Linked DNA regions of Homo sapiens: region 2 is linked to region 1. Evidence: read pairs that join two places in POLR2A ChIA-PET (ENCODE). Cell type or tissue: PC-9. All regions are shown on one strand. Links, peaks and the distances in the headings refer to the core of each region. The heading gives the core; the rest is flanking DNA. Region 1 overlaps LINC02028 (long intergenic non-protein coding RNA 2028). Region 2 has its middle 47 kb from the start of HES1.

Region 1 (12,059 bases), core at 2,201-10,200:
GCTTCCCCGCTGGGGTTGTCTGACGCGAACGCCTTCCTGGCCCCAGCCAGGCGCCCTGAGGTCAGGCCCAGTGGTGAGAGAGCTCTGAACGGGAGGCCCCACGCTGCCTGCTCCCCCAAATCAGAAACAGCCTCCCCCACCGGGGCGAGGCAAGGGATCTGCACCACCCCACGCGCTCCCGCCTGCACGGTAGCCTAGAGCCTGGTGTGAGCGGGAATCACATGTGCTCACACATCACCCAGGCAAGGTCTTTGAAGCCCAGCCATGCGGGCAGACGTATTCAAGGTCACCCTGCTGGGTGGCGGCAGAGCTCCTGTTGGAATCCACGCTCAGAGGACCTTCTGCCGAGCCCCAGCCCCAAAGGCATGGCGCCCTTTCTCTGCAGCATGGTGCCCCTCGTCGAGTTCCTGCCCCATAGAGAAGTTGGGAATGGGGCAGACGGGGGTGGGGGGAAATCATGGGTCCTGGGACCCCGACAGCTTTGCCTAAACTCAGCCTCATGCTGCGAGACGTCCCAGTCCGTCACCTCAGCCTGATTTTCTGGGGGTGCCCCACCTGACAGGCCTGGTAGTGAAGCCCCCATTGTATCCAGCCCTCTACGAGCACCTGGCATTTGTGTGCCTTGTTCCGGCTTGCCACCTCCTCTGTGGAAGTCTTCCCAGATTTGCCCAATCATTGCTTCCCGGTTCTCCGGCGGCCTTTGACAAACGCCTGTTTATGACGTTTGTGGCCCCCTGTAACTCATGGCCTACCTGTCCTCTCCTCCCTTCCGGAGTTTCCTGAGGGCAGAGACTGTGTTGCCCTCCTTTTTGATTTCCACACAAATGATTATTTGAGAACTCTGCTTATGGCAGCTGCTCTGTTTGTTGGCTGAATGTTATGCAATTTACCACTGGCTAGGAATCTCACCAGATGTGTGACCTTGGGCAAGTTGCTTAATCTAAGCTTCGGTTTTCTCATCTGTAAAATGGAGATCAACTGATACTGCGTCTAAAGTGACTTGTATAGTGGCTGGCACAAAGCAGATGCTGTGTGTGTGTATGAATGATTGCTAAAATACCATAGACTGGTGGCTTAAACAATAGTCATTTATTTTCTCCTGGCTCTGGAGGCTGGGAGATCCAAGATCAAGATGATGGCGAATTAGGTTGTTAGTGAGGGTGCTCTTCCTGGCTTGCAGAAGGCTGTCTGCTCACTGTGTCGTCATGTGACCACAGAGAGAGAGCAAGTCTGTTCTTATGAAGACACCAATCCTATCAGATTAGGGCCCCACCCTTATGATCTCAGTTAACCTTAATTACTTCTATAAAGGCCAGGTCTCCAAATACAGTCACACGGGGAGCTAGGGCTTCAACCTATGGCTTTTGGGGGATACAGTTCAGTCCATAGCAGTGGGGAAAGGATGTGACTCAGTCTAGAGAGACTCAAGGAGGGAATGCTTAGATAGGAGCATGGAGGGCGTGCCTGGTGAAGGGAACAGTATGGCACAGCTTCAGAGGCAAGGGTGAGCCAGCAGCAAGGGGCTGGCTATGGCCGGTACAAAAAGCATGTGCTCGTGGGAAATAGGTAAGAGAAGCTTGGGGGTATGGCCAGAGTATGGAGGACTCTGAATGCTGGGTGTGTTCGAAGGGTTTTGAATGCTGAGTTTTTACTTGATGTGCCTGGAAGTAGTTGCTGAAGGCGGTTTGGGAGTGGAGGAATACATCCTTTAAAAAAAATTTTAAATTTATTTTAATTTTTAATTTTTGGGGGTACATAGTAGGTGGTACATATTTATGGGGTACATAAGGTATTTTGATACAGGCATGCAATGCATAATGACCACATCAGGGTGAATGGAGTATCCGTCACATCAAGCATTTAGCCTTTGTGTTACAAACAATCCAATTATACTCTTTCAGTTATTTTTAAGTGTATGATTCAATTATTTTTACGAGGCTGGGCTTGGTGGCTCAGCCGTGTAATCCCAGCACTTTAGGAGGCCGAGGTGGGCGAATCACCTGAGGTCGGGAGTTCGAGACCAGCTTGACCAACATGGAGAAACCCTGTCTCTACTAAAAATACAGAATTAACCGGGCGTGTTGGCGCATGCCTGTAATCCTAGCCACTCCAGAGGCTGAGGCAGGAGAATTTCTTGAACCCGGGAGGCAGAGGCTGCAGTGAGCCGAGATCAGCCTGGGCAACAAGAGCAAACCTCCGTCTCAAAAAAAAAATAATTATATATATATATATATATATATATATATATATATATATATATTTACTATAGTCACCCTGTTATGCTCACATATACTAGGTATTATTCATTCTTCCTATTTTTCGTACCCATGAACCATCCCCACTCTCCTATCAACCCCCTCATTACCCTTCCCAGCCTCTAATAACCATCCTTCTATTTTCTATCTCCATGAGTTCAATTATTTTAAATTTTAGCTCCCACAAATAAGTGAGAATGTGAAGTTTGTCTTTCTGTGCCTGGCTTATTTCACTTAACATAATGTCCTCCAGTTCCATTCATGTTGTTGGAAATGACGGGATCTCATTCTTTTTCATGGCTGAATAGTATTCGGTTGCATATATGTCCCATATTTTGTTTATCCATTTAGCCATGATGGACTCTTAGGTTGCCTCCAAAGCTTGGCTATTGTAACTAGTGCTGCAGTAAACATGGGTGTGCAGATGTCTCTTTGATAGACTCATTTCCTTTCTTTTGGGTATATACCTAAGAGTGAGATTGCTGAATCATATAATAGCTCTATTTTTAGCTCTTTGAGGAACCTCCAAACTGTTCTCCATAGTGGTTGTACGAATTTACATTCCTACAAACAGTGTACGAAGGTTCCCTGTTCTCCACATCCTCTCCAACATTTGTTATTGCCTGACTTTTGGATAAAAGCCAATTTAACTGGGGTGAGATGATATCTCATTGCAGTCTTGATTTGCTCCTTTGCTGTGCAGAAGCTTTTTAACTTGATGTGATTCCATTTGTCCAGTTTTGCTATGGTTGCCTTGCTTGTGAGGTATTAACTCAAGAAATCTTTGCCCAGTCCAGTGTCCTGGAGAGCTTCCCCAATGTTTCCTTTTGGTAGTTTCACAGTTCGAGGCCTTAGATTTAAGTCTTTATTCCATTTTGATTTGATATTTGTATGTGGTAAGAGACAAGGATCTAGTTTAATTCTTTTGCATATGGATATCCAGTTTTCCCAGCACCATTTATTGAAGAGAATGTCCTTTCCCTAATGTATGTTCTTAGCACCTTTGTCAAAAATGAGTTCACTGTGTATGTATGGATTTGTTTCTGGGTTCTCTGTTCTGTTCCACTGGTCTATGTGTGTCTGTTTTTAGGCCAGTACCATGCTGTTTTGGTTAATATAGCTCTGTAGTATAATTTAAAGTCAGGTAATGTTACTCCTCCAATTTAGTTCTTTTTGCTTAGGATAGCTTTGGCTATTCTGGGTCTTTTGTGGTTCCATATAAATTTTAGAATTGTTCTTTCTATTTCTGTGAAGAATGTCATTGGTATGCTGATAGGGATTGACTTAAATCTGTAGATTGCTTTGGATAGTATGGACATTTTAACAATATGGATTCTTCCCATCAGTGAACACAGAATATCTTTCCATTTTTTGTGTGTCTTCTTCAATTTCTTGCATCAATGTTTTATGGTTTTCATTATAGAGATCTTTAACTACTTTAGTTAATTCTTAGGTATTTTATTTTATTTGTAGCTATTGTAAATGGAATTAGTTTCTTGATTTTTTTTCAGATTATTCCCTGTTGGCATATAGAAATGTTACTGATTTTTGTATGTTGATTTTGTATCCTGCAACTTTACTGAATTTGTTGATCAGTTCTAAAAGTTTGTTGATGGAGTCTTCAGTTTTTCCAAATATAAGATCATATCATCTGCAAACAAGGATGGTTTGACACCATCCCTTCCAATTTGGAAACTCTATATCTCTTCCTCCTGTCTGATTGATCTAGCTAACACTTCCAGGACTATGTTGAATAACAGTAGTGAAAGTGGGCATCCTTGTCATGTTCCCAATCTTAGAGGGAAGGGTCTCAGTTTCTCCCCATTCAGTGTGACACTAGCTATGGGTCTGTTGTGTAGCGTTTTTATTATATTGAAGTATGTTCCTTCTACACCCAGTTTTTTTTTGAGGGTTTTTATCATGAAGAGATGATGAATTTTATCAAATGATTTTTCAGCACCAATTGAAATGATTGTATGGGTTTTGTCCTTCATTCTGGTGATACATGATGTATCACATTAATGGATTTGTGTATGTTGAACCATCCTTGCATCCCAGGGATAAATCCCACTTGGTCATCATGAATGATATTTTTAATTTGTTGTTGAATTTGCTTTTCTAGTATTTTGTTAAGGATTTTTATACCATTATTCATCAGAAATATTGGTCTGCAGTTTTCTTTTTTCAATGTGTTTTTGTCTGGCTTTTGGTATCAGGGTTGTACTGGCCTCATAGACTGAGTCTGGAAGTATTCCCCCTCCTCTATTTTTTGGAATAGTTGGAGCAGGAATGATATTAGTTCTTCTTTAAATGTTTGGTAGAATTCAGCTGTGAATCCATCAGATCCTGGGCTTTTCTTTTCTGGGAGACTTTTTATACAGCTTTGATCTCATTGTTTATTGTTGGTCTGTTCAGGTTTTGGATTTCTTCATGGTTCAGTCTTGGTGGGTTGTATGTGTCTAGGAATTTACCCATTTCTTCTAGATTTTCCAATTTATTGGCATATAGTTGCTCATAGTAGCCACTAATGATCATTTCAATTTCTGAGGTATCAGTTGTAAGTAAATCCTTTACAATGACATAGTAATAGTAAGGCTTTGAAAATGCTTCTCATGGGTGCAAGATATAGGAAATTCAACTCTAGTTTTCAGATGAGGGTACTGAGGTTGGGAAAATCAAGTGACCAGCCCTAAGTCACACAGCAGGTTAGTGGGGACCAGGATCAGATAGAGCAATTTCTGTCTCCACAGTGGACCCCCCAACCCCACCTTCTATTGCCCACCTTGGCCCTTGAGTACTAGGTGGGGAAAGGCGCTCAAGGAAGGTCCACTTGTTGGAGCTGTGGCCAGTGGATTGCAGGGCATGAGAACAGAAGCAAAAGCCACCTGGAGCCTACAGCAACATCCAGATGAGAACCCTGACCCCGCTGGGACAGGATCAGTCCACATGAAACTGTTAGGGAACAGTGGGTAGTGGATATGAATGGAGTCCTGAGGAATGGGGGATTTAGAATAAATGGGCAGGAAGAAATAAGAATGTTTTATATCTGTTCGGGTATTTTGGTTCCATTATCATGGCTGTTTAAGATGCTCCCTGAACCATACATTTATGTTAATGTTTTAAATAGTAATGCATCAAATGTGACCAAAATCTGAAGTACTAAAACAATATGACAGCACAGACAGAATGGCTGGAAGGTATTAAGTGTCTAGGAGCACTGGTTTTGCTGATAAGGCAAACTCTATGGGGCTGACTTATTGGTTAACTAGTCATTGTCTAGATGAAGAAACTGAGGCTTGGAAAGAATAAAAACTGCCTGAAGCCACACAGATGGTAAGTGGCAGAGCTGGTTGACTGCAGCTCCATCTGGCTTCAATATCTGTACACTTCCCACCCCTGACGCTGACACTGGGCCTGTGTGACACTTGGATATCGGGTATCCATGTGGTAACTATATTTTCCAAGCCCCAAATAGGGACACATGGTCTGACAAGTGTGAAGGTACTTATGGGGCAAGAGACTAGAAGGTTTTAAATTAGGCCTGTCCCAGCAAATCCAGGACATCTGGTCATCATAGATATCTAGGGGCTGCCCACACCCCTGGCACGAGGCAGGCTTTTGCCTTTTAATACTCTTTCCCATCTTGAATGCCCAAGGTCTATTTTTTGGTTTAAGCACATGCCACAGACAAGTGAGGGACATTTAAAAAGATCAAACAGCTGGAGAGAGATTGCAAGGGACATTCTTTTTAGGGAAGCCACAGCAGGGGAGAGGGCAGGAGAGGGCAAGGAAGTGGCAGAGGGTCAGAAGAGTAACTCACGGGTTCTAAATCCCAGGAGGTGTAGGGCATTGTGAGCTGAGGTCAGGTTAAGGCTGGGGACTTTTCCTCAGTATCAGGCCCATAGCTACCCACTTCTCCTCTCCCTTCCTCTTTCTCCATCTCTTCTCCTTGTTCTTTTCTCATTGTGAACTCTCACTACTCCCTCCTGACTCCGGCTTAGAGCAGAAGGAGCTGCAGCTGGCCTGAGGCACCTCAAGGAGGGGCGGCTGGTTTCTGTGCAGTGAAGACAACTTCCTGAAGAGCTATGTGACTGTGCTGAACCCGCTTCTGTAAAATGGGTTCACCAATAACAGGTTACTGTAGAATTATAGAGGATAGGGTGTAAAACTGTCCTATAAACGGTGAAGAATTGGACACATGTGGTGCTCAGTTTTGTATTCAGTGGGAGTTGGGGTCAATGTTATGTTGATATTGTTAGAATAACTGCCAGTCTTAGGAGCATTTATCAGTAGAGGCCTAACAGCAATAATGTGAGGTTGTGTGTTTGCTTCATTTGAAATGGTACAGTTGCCTGCTACTTCACAAATACAGGGAGAAGAAAGGAGAAGTGAGGTACAAGGCGGGTACGTGTGCATGTTTCAGTGTGTGTGTGTTTGTGTGTGTGTAGAGAGAGAGAGAGAAATGGAGGTACAATCTGGCATTTGTTAGAAATCGCACAATCATAGAACACTAGGGATGGGCCTTAAAGAATCTATCCTCTTCACTCTATGGACAGGGACACTAAAGCTCAGACAGAAAAAAGCTAATTTTCCAAGGTCAATCACTAGTCAGTTGGGGGCCACACGGGGCATGGTCTCCAGGTCTTCTGGTCCAAGTCCAAGGCTTCCATTGTCAGCCCATGCTCAGCCCTATTGTACAAACCACGATGTGCAAGGAGCAGTGGGGAGTCAGAGGGACAGATGTGACCTTTCGTGTCAGGGTGTCCCAGATTATTTGGGAAGGCCACACCTACAACCGTGACCCAGTCAAAGACGAGCCTGAAACAGTACTGACTGGGATGTAAGATCCAGGGATACACCTCAGGGACCTGTAAGAATGTAGGTGCAGGAGCAGCCATCCAGGCCTGGGTGGTAGGGGAAGACTTGAGGAAATAGCTGAAGGAGTGGACGTGGACAGTTAGAATAATAAAAAACAAGCAATTAAGTAACATTTCCTTCAAGTGATGCTTTTTGCTCCAATTCTTGCCTAGAGGTGGTGGTTTGGGATTTTACCAGCATCTCTCTTTGGAATTCAAATGTACCACCAGTACTTCGCTTTTCCTGAAAAGCCTAAGTTACAAATTGATAGCTTCTAAAACCTCTCTGCAAAGGGTTAAATGTCTGTGTTGGAAAAGAGAAACTCATCAGTTAATATCTACTTCTTAATCAGCCCAAGGTGCTGAAAAAAAGGCCATTCACCAAGTGGTTAGCAAAGCTAATTTGTCATTCTGGCATTTTGACCTACTGTGCTTTTAAGGCATTATTCTTCCACACATTTCAAAACCGTTATTCTTCCACACTGTAGTTTCTGTTGGAGAGAACCAATTACATCTTTCCCTACCATACACAATGGGATGTCCTTGACATTACTTACGGGGTTTTCCTTCTTATCTGGAAACTTGGTTGGAAACCTCTAGAGGAGCAGGGGACCCTCATTTATTCATCTCTACCCGCTCCATAGCACCTCCCATGAATCCTTGCCCAGGGCTGGCTCTGAGGAATCTTTTGTTGGATTTGAAATGATGATCATATCGGGTTAATTTCCAGCATTAACCATAAAAATTGGCTAGAGTTCAAAGCTGGTGGCATGCTCAAGTTACTGCCAAACCTCCTGCTCATTCCCTCCCACCCCCCCAGCCTCAAGTTGTGAGCAACTGAATTTATCAGCTGTGAAACTGGTTGCACTAATACCTCAGATGAATCTTCAATATAAGCTGTATCCCCTGCTGGGGCTTCTTGAGGAAGGTGACTGGATCTCACTCATCTTGGAACCTTTATGCTTAGCCCAGTGACTGCCTGGTACATAGAAAGTGCTCAATAAATGTTTATTGCATTAGACAGTAATTTTCGGCCGGGCGCGGTGGCTCACGCCTGTAATCCCAGCACTTTGGGAGGCCGAGGCGGACGGATCACGAGGTCAGGAGATCGAGACCATCCTGGCTAACATGGTGAAACCCCGTCTCTACTAAAAATCCAAAAAAATTAGCTGGGCGTGGTGGCAGGCGCCTGTAGTCCCAGCTACTCGGGAGGCTGAGGCAGGAGAATGGTGTGAACCCGGGAGGCAGAGCTTGCAGTGAGCCGAGGTAGCGCCACTGCACTCTAGCCTGGGCAACAAAACAAGACTCCGTCTCAAAAAAAAAAAAAAAGACAGTAATTTTCTAATTTCTTAGAAATTAGAAAAAACATTTTCATTAGGTTACCTCTCCCCTCAAACTCAGAGTACATATCATTACAGAAAAGAGAAAGGCCGGGGGTGTAGGGACAGAAAACACTTCCTGCTCTGGAAACTATACCATTAGCTCCTTTGTTCAAGTCGGCATTTCTGATCTGATACCTGTATTTCACACAAGAAATGACAACTTCCCTGATACTTCAAAGTCCTTTCTCATATCTAGGATGATTTTTTTAAATTTAATTTTTTAAAGCACAGACCCATCTTTGATCTATGCAGGGCAATGTATTTGGGTTGACAAGATGGTTTCCCTGTTTCTTCCTTTAGGCACACTTTCATCAGTATGTTCCTGCCTTGGTTTAGTCCTTAGATGATTTTTTTTTTTTTGGCCCAGAGTTTATCATGGACATTTACATTAGCAAGTATTTCTGCATCTTTTTGTGATTTTCATCTTTAGTTTATTAGAATAAGTCTCCCCACCTTCTTTGGATTTAATTTTATTTAAGAACATGATCTGGGGCTGCATATTCATTCATGTGAATATTAACTAATCCAGATGAACTTTACTGGAATGTAAATACTGTGGCTGGAAGGCAAGATCAAAACCATTCCCCAAACAGAAATGTTAATCTTTCTATGGCCAAGGGGAAACACAGCAGTTTAACATGCAAGCAATTTCATGCATTTTTACATTAAGTCATTAAGTAAAATCTTTTGTCTGTTTTGTATGGTTGAGATTATTTATAAGTAACAGGTAAAGGCCAAAGGTCCCCAGCATTGCTTGACCTGTTTGAATATCAGTCCATACCAAAGATGTTTGGAGAAATCACTGTTCCGACCACAGTGTCAACTAACACCAAAGGTAGTGTTTCATTCACCTTAAACATGTCACCAGAGGCTGAGTGAAACTACATGCTTGCTTCCATTTATATACATGGTCATTCGCCACTTAAGGATGGGGATACGTTCTGGGAAATGCATTGTTAGGTGATTTCATCATTGTGTGAACACACCATAGAGGGCACTTACACACACCTGGATGGTATGGCCTACTACACACCTAGGCTATATTGTACAGCCTATTGCTCCCAGGCCACAAACTTGTACAGCATGTCATCCACTGAATGCTGTGGACACTTATAACTCAATGGTAAGTATTTGTGTATCTTAACATATGTAAACATAGAAAAGGTACACTAAAAATATGGTGTTATAATCTTATGGGACTGCCTTCATATATGAAGTTCATCGTTGACTGAAACGTTGTTATGCACCACATGACACTGTGTGTGTGTGTGGGGGGGGTGTGTATGAGTACCTGTATATGCATATGTAAAACCCAAAACTTCAGTGAAGTGTGTATGTGAGGTTTGTGTGTGTGCATGATGTGGCAGTGGGGAGATGGGTCCCTTAGGGTCATGCAAACCAGCAAAGCAGAAGCTTACGTTTAATGAACATTTAAAATATTATAGACATTTACTTACAAAACAAACGCTAGATTTCTTCTGTATATCAAGAAATCAGTAGATCCTTCTATATAGGAAAACTAAATCTTTTTTGATTGATAAGAGTGTTTGGGCTTTCCCTGGGCACTTATGTCATTGGATCACATTTAGATGGAGTGCCTTGGAAAGTTTGACATCTCTCATAGATGCCAACATGAGAGACTAATCGTACATAAAATAGCCTAGAGCCACTGGGGATTCAAATGGCTCCGGCCTGACCTCTTATCCTGACTTTCATACTTCTACCACCTCCAGCTCAGACCAGTCTCTTAGGCTGGGTCTAACACAAGCCAGTTCCAAAGAATGGGCATTATCCCTGGGTTAAATAAATATTTTATGTGATTTATTTCACTTGGCCAATCAATTATTGGATCAGATTGACCTAGAACCTTCTGGTTCTTATAGTACTATTCTGTCTCTGTCCCTTAGGAAAGGATCAGCAACAACACACACGCACACACACACAAACACACACACACACACACACAAACACACATACACTTAACAGCATTTTGAAGCTTTGGTGAGACACCTTAACTTATTTAAGCAAAATACACAATTAAATAGAGTGAAAGCTCACATCTGTTTTGAGATTGACTCTGGTAGCGCTAGTCTTATTGGATTTTATAAAAAGTAATTCCAGTTATGGTAACTACATTTATAAAAGCACAGCTGGGGTGGATGAAACTGGAGTCGTTCACTAGGTTAGATCAATATTCAACCCTGGCTACACATTCACCTGGGGAGCTTTTGAAAAATGCTGAGGCCTGGGCCATACTTCAAGCCAATGAAAGCAGAATCTCTGGCTGCGAGGCCTAAGCATCTGTATTTTTAAAAGCTCCTCCAGGAGATTTTAACGTTGAGAACCACAGAGTTAGATGAATAGAAGCAGGGAGTCAGGAAAGGGGTGATTAATACTATGCCATGCCAGTGATGGACCAAAGAGCTTAAGCTTTTTTTTTTTTTCTTAGATGGAGGTTCGTTCTTGTCACCCAGGCTGTAGTGCAGTGGTGCGATCTTGGCTCACTGCAATCCCTGCCTCCCTGGTTCAAGTGATTCTCCCATGTCAGCCTCCCGAGTAGCTGGGATTACAGGCACCCACCACCATGCCCAGCTAATTTTTGTATTTTTAGTAGAAACGGGGTTTCACCATGTTGGCCAGGCTAGTCTCAAACTCCTGCCCTCAGGTGATCCACCCGCCTTGGCTTCCCAAAGCGCTGGGATTACAGGCGTGAGCCACCACACCCGGCCTGAGCCTAAGCTTTTCATTTCGAATAAGTCTCTGGATGTCAGAGCTGGATATATACCTTAAATATATGTCTCATTTTGGAGAAGGGAAACTGAGGCTCAGAGGCTTAGTAATGCTATATAGTATTATCCTGGCCAGAAACTTGTCTTCCACTGTATGCCTGTCACCTAAAGAGCAAGCTTGGGAATTAAAAGAACAAACTCCTGTCCATGAATCTAACCGTCTATTTATTTAGTAATATTTAAACACTGGAAATGGTTTCTGGTGGTGGAATCAGCACAGCTTTGTAGCTCTCAGATGTAAAGGCTGTGTCCCTTATTAGCTACTGCTTATTTTTTCTGAGCCTGTCTTCTCATCTGGCAAATAAGAATTAAGAATAACTACTCTCCAAGTGTTATCACAAATGAGATGACAGCAGGTAAAACATGTAGTATGTGCTCAGAAAACTAAATGGAATTATAATTATTAACTGCGTTAAAAAAATCTGGGGATTTATGTAGAAATAGCTGCAGAGGGGATAAAAAGAGCTTCTTGGAGCTTCTTTGCATGAAATATCATAACCCTGCAAAGGTTGTTTTTGGTTTCTATTGATTGAAAACACAAATAAACCCCAACTGAAGCACTCTTATGAAGGAATGAATGGATTTCCAATCTGTGTTTTCTTGTTTACTGTGGAAAATATGCGATCCAAGGAAAACACAGGTGGTTAAACTGCTCAGTGCCTCTATTTTTATCATAAGCAGAGGGCTCTAAGCATTCAAACCCAAATATTTTACTTAATAGAAAATGAAGACTTAACTTCTCAAGGTTAACTGGATCCAGGTTTCCTGTGGCCAAAT
Region 2 (12,059 bases), core at 1,600-9,599, 120 kb before region 1:
GTGGGGAAAGAGGCCACTGCTTGGATAACATTCCTGAGATGATGGGTTTGGAAACTGGGTGTGCCAAAAATTTCCTGGAAAGTTTATTTTTGCTGAGTTTTAAGCCTGACTTCAGACCATTAGAGCTCTTGGATAATGCCAGTTTGTTCAAACACGTAGAGAGCCAGCTGTCCCTGGAAATGAGGTTATCTCTTGCCAACTGAGAGTTCTCTGGTCTGGCTCGCCTATGTGCTTAAACACTTAACTTTTAAAGCAAATCGTAAGTAAAGGTCAGAGAGATTCCGCGTTGCCCAGATGCAGGGCTGATAGGAATTCGTCTAGACCGGTGCCTTTCCCGGGGGACCCTGTGAACATACAGATTCTGACTCAGGCTGCCTGGAAGAGGACTGAGATTCTGCAGTTCTCAACAACTCCAGGTGCAGCAAGGCTGGTGTGTTTTGAGGAGCACCCAGCTAGAGGGCCAGGTTTACTCATCCTGGGGAGGTCTCTGTCGAACCCACCTCCATTGGGCAGTCTTCCCGTTGGGTCCTAAAAGGTTTTTGTGGTTTCAAGAATCTTTGAGTAAAATGAAAACGCCCTTGGGCTGGGGCAGGGTGCACGAAGTGTCTCCATCTGAATTTTGGCAGCAAATATGTCATTACTATTGTTAAAGAAAGAAATTTATTCAAACACTTGTTCAAGATGCTAAGGTCAACTTTCTTCAAGGGGAGCCGTGGAGACAAGGGGTGCAGGGACTTCAGCAACGGGGTCTTGCAGCTGGGGAGAGAGGTGGGACTCAACTCCAGCTGCAACGAGGACAGGTGGAGACTTCTAACCAAGAAGCAGGGTGGGGGTCAATGGATGGGAAATTACTAAGAGGAAATATCACAGATAAGGGGTTTCTGGCTGACTTGACTTAACAGGAGTCTTGCTGAAGGCCGGCCAGGGTGATGAGATACCAAAAGTGGGAGACTTTTGCTAAACTGACTTGGCAGGATTCTTGCTCAGACTGGCTTCTATAAGGACAGGGAAGGAAGCCAAGGTAGGGCCTAGTCAAGCAGAGGACCCAGAGGAGCCCAGCTAAAGTTCTGGTCGAAGGAGACCCATCATCACTATTTAAAATACAAGTTAGACCGGGAGCGGTGCTCATGCCTGTAATCCCAGCACTTTGGGAGGCTGAGGCGGGTGGATCACCTGAGGTCAGGAGTTCAAGCCCAGCCTGGCACACATGGTGAAACCCCGTCTCTACTAAAAATACTAAAATTAGCAGGGTGTGGTGGCGCATGCCTGTAATCCCAGCTACTCAGGAAGTTGAGGCAGGAGAATCGCATGAACCCGGGAGGTGGAGGTTGCAGTGGGCCGAGATCGCGCCATTGCACTCCAGCCTGAGCAACAAGAGTGAAACTCTGTCTCAAAAAAAAAAAATAATAAATACATAAAAATAAAAAATAAAGTAAAAATTAACGATAATAACAACTAAACATTGAAATTCACGCCAAGCTGCATTCTAAGAGCTTGACATGTCGTATTGACTCATCCAGTCCTTACAGTACCCTGGTCCTGTTATGCCCTTCTTAGACATGAGGAAACTGAGGCACGAAAGGTTCAGCTTCAGGTCCAGGGTGATATAGCCAGCGTGGAACGGCACTGAAATTGGTGGTCAGACCTTGGAGCCACAAGTCCGTGGGAGGCCCCTGCACACAGGCGGAGGGTCAGATCCCAAGGGAGGCGGGGTGGCAGCATGGCAGGTCAACCCTTCAACCTCTTAGCATTCCCTGGGATGTCACGGCCTCAAGTTTGTCCTAAAGTGGTATTATTTTGTCCACAATAGGCCATTCATCCATGTCTTGATTGAGCACTTCCTGAATACAAAATGATGCCGCCCCAGACTCTGTGCTAGGTGCTAGGGCTGCACAGCTGGGTAAGCCACAGCCCTGCCTTCAGGGAGTTCAGAGTTCCTGGAAGAGGTTGGACTGGATCAGTGCCAGAATGACAGAAACGAAAAAACTGTAAGCACAGGCTGCTAATATCATTGCCATCTTCATGACCCCAGAACAGACCCTTTTCAAATGCTGAAGTTGCAAAGCCTCTGCCCCTATGCACTTAACCCTCTCAGTTGGCACCTTGCTGGCATCTTGGTTGACATCCCTGCGTATTCCTGTCTCTCTGTCTTTGCTTATTTGGTGTCCTCCTCCTAAAGTGCCTTCAGCCCTTTCCCTCCTGTCCTATCCCACCCTCTAGCTGCCTCCCATGACACACAGGGGTCACATGGTCTGTGCTCATCTGGGGTGACCAACTGTTCCAGTCTGCCCGGGGCTGAAGGGTTTCCTAGTATATTACATTTCTATTGCTGCATAACAAACTTGACAGCTTAGATCAACACCCATATTAGCTCACAGTTCTATATGTCAGTCAGAAGTCCAAGCGAGGCGTGGTTGGGCTTTTTGCTCAGGGTCTAAAAAGAGCCGAAATTCAGGTGTCTGCCAGGCTGAGTAAATCCGTTTTCAGGCTCACACAGGCGGTGGGCAGGATGCAGTTTCTTGCACTATATGGCTGAGGCCCCCATCTCCTTACCAGCTGTCAGCTGGAGGTCACTCCCAGCTCCGCCTGTGTGCAGGGGCCTCCCACGGACTTGTGGCTCCAAGGTCTGACCACCAATCTCAGTGCTGTTCCGCGCTGGCTATATGACCTTGGACCTGAAGCTGAACCTTCCGTGCCTCAGTTTCCTCATGTCTAAGAAGGGCATAATAGGACCAGGGTACTGTAAGCACTGGATGAGGTCAACCACATTCCGTGCTGTGTGACCCCCTCCATTTTCAAAGCCGTGTGGAATCAGACTTCAAATCTCTCTGCCTTATGTCTCTGACCTCTAGACCCAGGTTTAAAAGACTCATCTGATAAAGTCAGGCCCACCTGGCTAATCCCCCTATCTTAAAGTCAACTTAGTTACATCTGTAAACTCCCTTCATAATAACACCTAGATTTAAGGTTTGATTCAATAACTGGAGAAGGTGTATGTGCAGTAGGGAATTTGGAGAGTCATCCTAGAATTCCGCCTCCCATACCTGGCATACGGGACTCTGGATGCTAAAGCTGGGACGGTCTGAGGCACACACTGGGGCAATGGGTCACCTTGTTAGTAAGCTCTGTAAGGGTAGGATTGGTTATTCTTGGTTATTCTTGGTTATTCTCTTACCCACTTTTTTTTTTTTTTGAGATGGAGTTTTGCTATTGTTGCCCAGGCTAGAGTGCAGTGGCGCGATCTTGGCTCGCTGCATCCTCCTCCTCCTGGGCTCAAGTGATTCTCCCACCTCAGCCTCCTGAGTAGCTGGGATTACAGGTGCCCACTGTCACGCCCAGCTAATTTTTGTATTTTTAATAGAGATGGGGTTTCACCATGTTGGCCAGGCTGGTCTTGAACTCCTGACCTCGTGATCCGCCCTCCTCGGCCTCTCAAAGTCCTGGGATCACAGGCGTGAGCCACCACACCCAGCCTCCTCTCCACTTCTGATCATAACCCACAACTCTGCACACACCGGGTTCTTGGTAAGATGCACTATTTGTCGGAGGACATACCTCAGCACCTTGTAGCATCAGGACAAGTGGGACATGGTGACAAATAGCATGGATGCAAGGCAGACAAAACGGGATTTAAATTCTAACTTCCTGGCTTTGTGATCTTTGACTCAACAACTGAACTAACTCTCTGAGCCTTGTAAGTTTTTTTCTTCTATAAAATCAGGACAGTAACAATACTCACCCAATAAAGTTGCTATTTTATTAGAATTAAATGAAACCATATACATTAAGCATTGGATTCAAGGTCTGGTAGACTGTAAGCACTCAGTGAAGCCAGCTGTAATATTATTACTATTGTTATTATTATTTTTTAATCTGGAGATGGAGTTTTGCTATTGTCACCAGGCTGGAGTGCAATGGCACGATCTCGGCTCACTGCAACCTCCGCCTCCCAGGTTCAGGAGATTCTCCTGCCTCAGCCTCCCAAATAGCTGGGATTACACGCATGCACCACCAGGCCCAGCTAATTTTTGTATTATTAATAGAGACTGGGTTTCCCCATGTTAGCCAGGCTGGTCTTGAACTCCTAACCTCAGATGATCCACCCGCTCCAGCCTCCCAAAGTGCTGGGATTACAGCATGAGCCACGGCGCCTGGCCAATACTATTATTATTAACCACACCAGAGCCAGTTGAGTGCTGGAAACCGGTACCGCCTGCAGTGCCATCTCTGGGGCAAGAGGCAGGGAAAGGGCTGGTTGCTCATTCATCGCGCCTCAGCGCTTTGAGAAAAAGAAGGGTTTTCCTGCAGTGACGTCCTGACCAACCTAGGTAACTGAGCTCTACTTTGAAAATTCCTCTGGTAATTTAGTGCAAGAAACACATCTTCCTTCAATTTAAAACTTTTGGGTGGTATAGCAGTACAGATGTTAAATATTTTCTGTGTATGACTCCAGAGGGTAGGGGATGGGTCGCTAATTCTGAATCCTTTGAACATCTTAGGGTCTCTCTGGATGAAAGGTGCATGTTGAATGTGGCATTTTATGAAATTAAAAGAAAATAATTTTTTACTAAAACAGCTGTGGGATCTCTGCAGACCAGAGGGATGTCTCGAAGCAGTCTGTGTACCTCAGAGCACAGGGCCTTTTGGAAAACATCTGGAAACTGCACATCCAACTTCATACACAGCAAATCAAGTATGAAGTTGTTTATTGAGGAATTCCTCAATTTCAGGGCATTTCATTGCAAAAAAAAAAAAGAAGGCCTTCTTCTAGTGCAAACTTGTGCCATCAAAAGTGTACTAGCAGGGTTTTATTGTTTCAATTAAAATAATTTCAACTTGAAATGATTCTTTACAAAACAAGGCACAGACACAAACAAAAGACCTCCAAACTTCCCCTTCTCCTCTTCCTCCTCCTAAAGTACACAGCTTTAGCCTTAAAGCAGGATTTACTGCCTTTGTCCGGAATCCAGCCAACCAGGTGGTCACACAATCAGCAAACCAATAACAATTACAGACATTACAATTTTCTACTTGGCTGCCATAAACAAACACTGAGCAATGGGGCAGAGAACGCCTGGAACATCAGCAACTTGAATAGAAAAGGAAGACAAACAGAACCGTGTCCCAGGATTGAGACCAGGCCTCAGGCAGCTCTAGAGCTAAAAACAAAGCAGTGGCGGCTTCTTCCTCTCCTCCTCCTCCTCCCTTCAACACAAGTGTTCCAATGAAGGATCTCCTACTACCTAAGCTTAGTGGAGCTTAGCAAACTGTAACAGGTCCAAACAGGGACTATTGTGACCTCCACAATAAATCACTTTAGGGAATTGTCAGGGAGATAGACTTCCCTCACTCTCTGCCCCTGTTACCCTTCCTGTAGAAATTTAAGGAGTTAAAGTTGAGGGGAAATTAAAGGGAAAAAAAAGGCCTTTTTCATTTCATTTATTTATGTAGATAGTATTTCCTATCAGGAGTGTTACTTTTTGAAATATTTCTGAAATCTCTGAGCCGCGCTGCCCTCCTTTTACACGTCATTTCAAAGAAAGCTCTATCCCCAAATGACTTTGATGTAATTTATAGTTATATCTTTTTTTAGTGATTGTCCCCGGCTTTCCTGGGCCAGAAAGGGCTGCAGAGGTCATTTAAGTCCAGGGATTACTTAATGGCTGGTTATCAGCAGCAGCCTGGAGGTTCCTGGACCTATGGAATCAGAATCAGGAGGTTGACCCAGAAAATGTACTTAACTGTCCCCACCTCCTTCTCCTGCTTGGTGAATCTCTTATAGCACATTGATGCGTCTATATCTGGGAACCAAAGGGGGTCTACATTATATTATCTATATCATCCCTAATTTATAGATATGAAAACTGAGCTCCAGAAAGAGGATGTCATCTGCCCAAGGTCACCCAATAAATTAGTGGAAGGGGCCTCCTGACTCCCAGTTCAAGACTAGTCAGTGCAAACTTGTGCCATCAAAACTATACCAGTGGGGTTTTATTGTTTTAATTAAAAATAATTTCAACTTGAAACGATTCTTTACAAAACAAGGCATAGACACAAATGCACGGGCTTTCCCCTGAAAAGGTCTCCTCTTTGGCCCACTGAGGGACTGGGACAATTCCTAGCCACGGGGTGAAAGCAGTTCCACCTCACGGGCTGCTGATCATGGTGATTCTGACTCCAGGGCCCAGGAGTGGTCCCTAGTGATGGGAATGCCAGCACACTTTGAATTTACAGGGAAGTTGCCTCTTCTAGTGACCACATTCACAGTTCAGTGGCCTCACTTGGAAGAAACTCTGTTCCTTGCCCAACTTGCTCCATCTGGCTCAGTCCTCCAGGCCATGTCTTTTGTCTAAGACCCATTGTTATACCTAAATTTGAGATTCAAGGTAGCAATGATATCATTACTGGTGGGCTTTTTCTTCTTTCTTTTAAAGAAAAGATAGCAGTTATTTCCTTTAGCCACTAACCTTTATAATATTTTTATTCCCTGGAACTTAATGAGCATCTATAGAGCCAAGCTGTGGAGTTGTGAGGCTCGATGCAAACACCACCTCTGCACAGGAAACACCTCCTGTTCCTCTAGCTAGGGCACCTGTTGGGAGCATCAGCTGAGGGCAGGTATATCTCTTAGACTTATGCCTCTTTCCTCACTAAAAAAGAAAGAAAACAGGCCAGGCACTGTGGCTCACGCCTGTAATCTCAGCACTTTGGGAGGCCAAGGCGGGAGGATCACTTGAGGTCAGGAGTTTGAGACCAGCCTGACCAACACGGTAAAACATCATCTCTACGAAAAGCATAAAAATTTGCCCAGTGTGGTGGTGGGTGCCTGTAATCCCAGCTACTCGGGAGGCTGAGGCAGGACAATTGCTTGAACCCGGGAGGTGGAGGTTGCAGTGAGCTGAGATCGTGCCACCGCACTTCAGCCTGGGTGACAGAGCAAGACTGTCTCAAACAAACAAACAAACAAACAAAAAAGAAAGAAAACAGTTGTTGCTCAATCTGTGATCATTCTCTAGGTTTGTCGCTGTAGTCTGCAGTGGGGGAGGAGAACAGTTTTCGACTCTAAAATTCACATAGAATAGTTTGTTCATAATTTAAAAAAACAATGACTCTACTTAGTACTGTTTCCTGTTTCTTCTCTTCTTCCCTTCTCTTTTTTCTCTTCTTTTTTTCCTTTTCTTTCCTTTCTCCTTCTCAGCTTTTTTGTTTTTTCTCATCCTGCATGTTGTTGTTCTCCCCCTTCTTCTCACCAATATCATCATCATCATTTCCTAACTCCGCATCCTGACGCATGCGAGGAGGACGAGGAAGAGAAGGGGGGAGCAGGAGGAAGAAGAAGAGCAGGGGGAGGAGGAGGAAGGAAGAGCAGAAGGAGGAGGGAGAGGAGGAGGAAGAAGAAGAGCAGAAGTAGGAGGGGAAGTTGGTGAATTAATGAATACAAGAGTGTAATTATATGACTGTCACAGCTCAGGTTAGGCCCCTGGCTGGAGATCTGGGATGGTGTAATCCACGACTTACATTGCTTATGCAGTGGGCTCTTTCCCGGAATTCCCTCCTGCCACATTCCATTTGATGTGGGGAAGCTAAGTGAATATTACAGCGCATTTTGAGAAGACAGTGAATTAGGTGGTCTCAGTGTTGAGCGAAAATTCTCTTTTCCCTCTCTGATCACACAATCTCAGGAACTGTTTTTTATTCCTACACTAAATGGATCTCAGCTGCAGTTTAAGAGGCCTGAACATACCTGTAGCAGCTAAAAGAAAGCCCACCAACTTCTACCTCAAACCAATTCTTTATCCCAGTAACTTTTTTTAAGCACCACAATTTTGTAACCTGTTGGTCATCCTCCAGTGAGTGCCGTGCCGAGCCACTTTAGAGACTGAGGCCAAAAAGGAAAATGCCCAGTCACAGTTTCTGTCTTTATGTGAATTTTTAGTATTTCATACATCATAAATGTTTGGATTCCTTTTTATTTTAAAAAATATTGCATTGAAATATTATGTATCTTGATTACTGAGTTTTTCGACATCCCCTTAAATTTTGCACCCTGGTCTTGGCTTTGTTGAAACCCCTCTCAATACTCCCAATGCAGTTTAGGTGGTGACCAAGCCCTAAGCCCTGCCGATCGCACCCTGTGACTCTCTGCCCGTCTCCCTTTCTGGTCAGCACCATAGCAACCGCCTCCTAACTTGTCTTCCTGCTTCCATCCACTCTTATTCCCCATACATCCTTTTCCCCCAGTGAGTTAAGGGTGGCTTTCTAGAACATGGTCACCATACTGGCCAGCCAAACTGGGTGGCTCCCCCATCCCCGACCCATACCCATCCACTCTGCCCCTTCCGCCTTGGGGAGCAGCCTTGGAATCTGGGTGGGATTGACCTCATCAGCAGCTCTAGGGGAGGGCCCTGGGAGGTGTAAACCTCAGCAATGAGCTCAGGAGGGCTCCAATCCCACTGCGGCCCAGGATGTCTCTGAATAGCTGTAGGAGAGAAGATCTCTCCCGCTCACTCTGAGCTGGGCTGTGTGTGGATGACAGGCCTGGAACCACCATAGATGAGAGAGGTCAACAAAGGATGCAGGTGGCACACAGAGGAGAGGAGAGCTAAGAGAATAACCAACACAGCAGAGGACTGATGGAACGGAACCCGAAACCCCCTCTCTTCTGGACTTCTCCATTCACTAAGCCAGTGAATTGCTGGGTCACTGAAGGCTGTTGGTGCAGTCTTCCGTGGATAGACTATTATTTAACCAGCCTTCATTTTTGGGCTGTAAGCTTATTTCTGTTGTTGCTTCCTTATTTGTTATTAAACTGCTGCAATAAAAATTGTTGTACAGCTTTTGCATATGTAAATATTCGTAGAAAAACTGATGGGAAGTGGAATTCCTGGGCTGAAGGGTGTGCATAGTTTGAAAATTCATAGAAACTGCCAAATTATACTCTCAAAGGACAAACCACCACTAAGAGAGTTTGAGGGTGCTCAGCGGTGAGATAATACACATATCGGGCAATGTCTGCAGATCAGTGCAGAAGTTAGCCGTCAGCCTGAGGTGCTGAAGTAGGGTCCAAGGAGGTCCTGCTGGGCCATGTGTTAATTTTTTTTTTTTTTTTTGAGACGGAGTCTCGCTCTGTCACCCAGGCTGCAGTGCAGTGGCTAGATCTCGGCTCACTGCAAGCTCCGCCTCCCGGGTTCACGCCATTCTCCTGCCTCAGCCTCCTGAGTAGCTGGGACTACAGGCGCCTGCCACCACGCCTGGCTAATTTTTTGTATTTTTAGTAGAGACGGGGTTTCACCATGTTGGCCAGGATGGTCTCAATCTCCTGACCTTGTGATCCGCCTGCCTTGGCCTCCCAAAGTGCTGGGATTACAGGCGTGAGCCACCGCGTCCCGCCCCCAGGTGTTAGTCTTTAATAGCTGGTGGGTGAGGAGTCAGGGGTCCCAAGGGAGAGACCAAGGTGGCCAGGTCAGCAGGACGCACTGTGAGAGTTCAGGGCAGTAGCTGTTTACCAGCTGTCATGGAAGCACTTCAGTGCATTGATCTATTTTCTTCTTCCCACACCAGCAGAGGAATATGGTTCAAAATGATATGCAGCTTCCTATAGCTGTCTAGTAAGCTGTAAGTAAGTAAACAAGATTCCCTTTATTGTTCTTTTCCAAAATTCTCTTGGTTGTATTTTTAAATTTTCTCTCTCAGATAAAGTGTGTGCAAAGGCTTAGCTCTGGTTTCTAGATGGCTGGTCTCACTTTCTGCTGGAGAAGGAATATATCATTTCTTCCCGAGACAGCTCTTTGACCAGGTCTGCCAGCCATTCTTTAGGTTGTTTTTTTTCTCTTCTTCTTTTTTTTTTTTGGGGGGGGTGGGGGGGCTCTTGCTCTGTCACCCAGACTGGTATGCAGTGGCACGATCATAGCTCACTGCCTCGAACTCCTGGGGTCTATCAACCCTCTCTTTGGGACATTTTTCTAAATTAACTACTTAAACCCAAAATAAAGTGACTATGTGGAATAAAAGTCTGAGAGAATATGGCGCTAGGAGAAAATGATGGCTGGAAAGAGGAAACTCTCAACCTGCTGTATATTCCATTTTACAGAGGATCCAGCGATGTGAAGGGATGTGGGGAAGGGCATACTGAGCCTGGGTGGCAGATCGGGTGAAGGGATGTGGGGAAGGGCATACTGAGCCTGGGTGGCAGATCGGGTGAAGGGATATGGGGAAGGGCATACTGAGCCTGGGTGGCAGATCGGGAAACAAAGGTCAGGGCTGCCAACTACCCACCCAGAGCTGCTTCCCCCATGCTCGCCTGCTCCAGGCCAGGCAACCTCAGTGTTGCAGTTGCTTTTGTGGATGGATCCAGCCTTTGACATCTTTCAGGGCACACTTATGCCAACGATTTCCTATTTCCTGCCTGCTCGCAAAACTACTAAAGGGAGATGAAGTGGCGTTAGAAATGTGCGTGAATTTTTGCAGCCAGCGTCCTAAGCACTCCTGGAGGGGCTGTTCTTCTGAAGAGCATCCCCCTTCCCCTGCTGTATTTTCTTCATACCACATATCATCATCTGAAATATTATTTATTCATACCACATACCATCATCTGAAATATTATTTATTATGGTTATTTAATGTGCACCCCCTCCCCTGAGGAGTTCCGTTAGGGCAGGGACTTGGTTTTGTTTGTGACTGTATCCCTCCATGCCTGGAACAATGCCTGGCACACAGTAGCTTCTCCATGAATGTTTGCTGAGTGACTGGATGCATTGGATCCTCTCGTGGGTTTGTAGCCTGTTTCTCCAGGGAGATGAGGAAGTTGGCGCCACTGAATGCCAAAGCCTTTTTTGTAGGTGCCAATCAGGACAGAAATCAGGCGGGGGACAAATAGAGACCGAGAGTCTCAGAAGTCTTGGCACCAGGGCACAAGGACCTCAACCAAATTGCCTTCGAGAATGTAAACAATTCTTTTTATCATTCACTGGGTTTTTTGCCAAAACTTTCAAATGCTGAGGAGGCATGAAAAGTAGCAAGATTGTTTATGATCTTTGGTCTTTTTTTTTTTGCTTGTTTTTTTTAACCTTGAAGCTGAGTGAACAAAAACAACGAGGATCCACCTAGAAGGATGTTGAAAGTTGTATCTGGTAGCTTCAGCTAAGTTCATCAGGCCGTTTAGCAGTGAAAGAGAAAAGATATCATGGAGTGGGATCAAGTGTGGATTTACTGAGGGTTGACCAAGTTCAGGGGGTATCTGAAACACAGGGCTTGCCATCCTCTTCTCAGGACCAGGAAAAAGTCACTACAAATACCTCATCACTTCATGAATCCTTGGTCTCCTCATCTGTAAAATGGGGTGACAAAGACCTACTTTGCAGTGTTTGAGGATGAAAGGAGCTGGTGAGTTGAACGAATGTGCTCTGTAGATGGTCAGACGTGCAAATGCATTATTGTTTTCATTGTAAAAGGATTTGAATTTGAATTCTGCGTGGTCAAGGTGGCATATCTAAGTGGCAGAGTAATTGATTGAGATATTAATTTAGAATTCTATTGTTAGGTATTTGGGTTTCCTTGTCTCAGGATTCCTTGATAGGACGGAAAGCAGGAGTTCCTCAAAACCCTTCTCTCTTACATTCTGGCCTTGCTTTAGAGAAGATTATGCTAACCAGGAAAGGAGGCAGTGAGAGAGGCTGGGACACAGAAGGAGATTTGGGTGCAGGGAGGGAAAAGTGGGCTGGAGACGTCCTTCCAGACTTCAGAGAGGAACAGTGCGGGGATCCCAGGCCTTACTCTCTTCCCTCCCAGGGTTGCAGGGGTGGACGCAGAATCTGGGGAGGGAGAGGCTGCTGACCCTATCCTTGCAGAGGCCACAGCCCAGGAGCAGAGGAGCTGCTGGCCGGCAGAGGCCCTGGGGTATGGTGAGGAGGTCATTGTGCTGGTGGGGACTGAAAACCAGAGCCTCTCTTAAGGCTGCTCCACTTCCACACCTTGGTCCCTTCCACCGCACAATGTAGGTGATGCTGCTTCCAGGATGGGCCCTAGTCACTAATGACCGAATTAGTCAATTTCTTCACCCA

What was found. ChIA-PET counts read pairs that join two places held together with the same protein. Peaks named below come from ENCODE experiments on the same cell type or tissue, not always from the same donor. Only the 100,000 strongest peaks of a DNase experiment are listed, where the experiment ranks them.
Region 2: POLR2A ChIA-PET joins it to region 1 with 8 read pairs; 2 of 35 experiments call an interaction of 5 or more read pairs at or near these places.

Annotation. Positions count from the first base shown.
Region 1 is chr3:194,058,823-194,070,881 of GRCh38, reverse strand. It overlaps LINC02028 (long intergenic non-protein coding RNA 2028), which reads left to right. Exons shown (of 3, transcript NR_136179.1): 1 at 1-60. It overlaps LOC102724877, which reads right to left and starts at 793. Exons shown (of 6, transcript XR_002959666.2): 1 at 607-793. RefSeq lists an enhancer at 7,820-8,320. In PC-9, for the core only: no CTCF peak of the experiment used is centred there; no DNase peak of the experiment used is centred there.
Region 2 is chr3:194,177,612-194,189,670 of GRCh38, reverse strand. No RefSeq gene overlaps it. Among named protein-coding and RNA genes, the nearest start is that of HES1, 47 kb to the right of the region's middle. In PC-9, for the core only: no CTCF peak of the experiment used is centred there; a DNase peak (open chromatin) is centred at 5,040.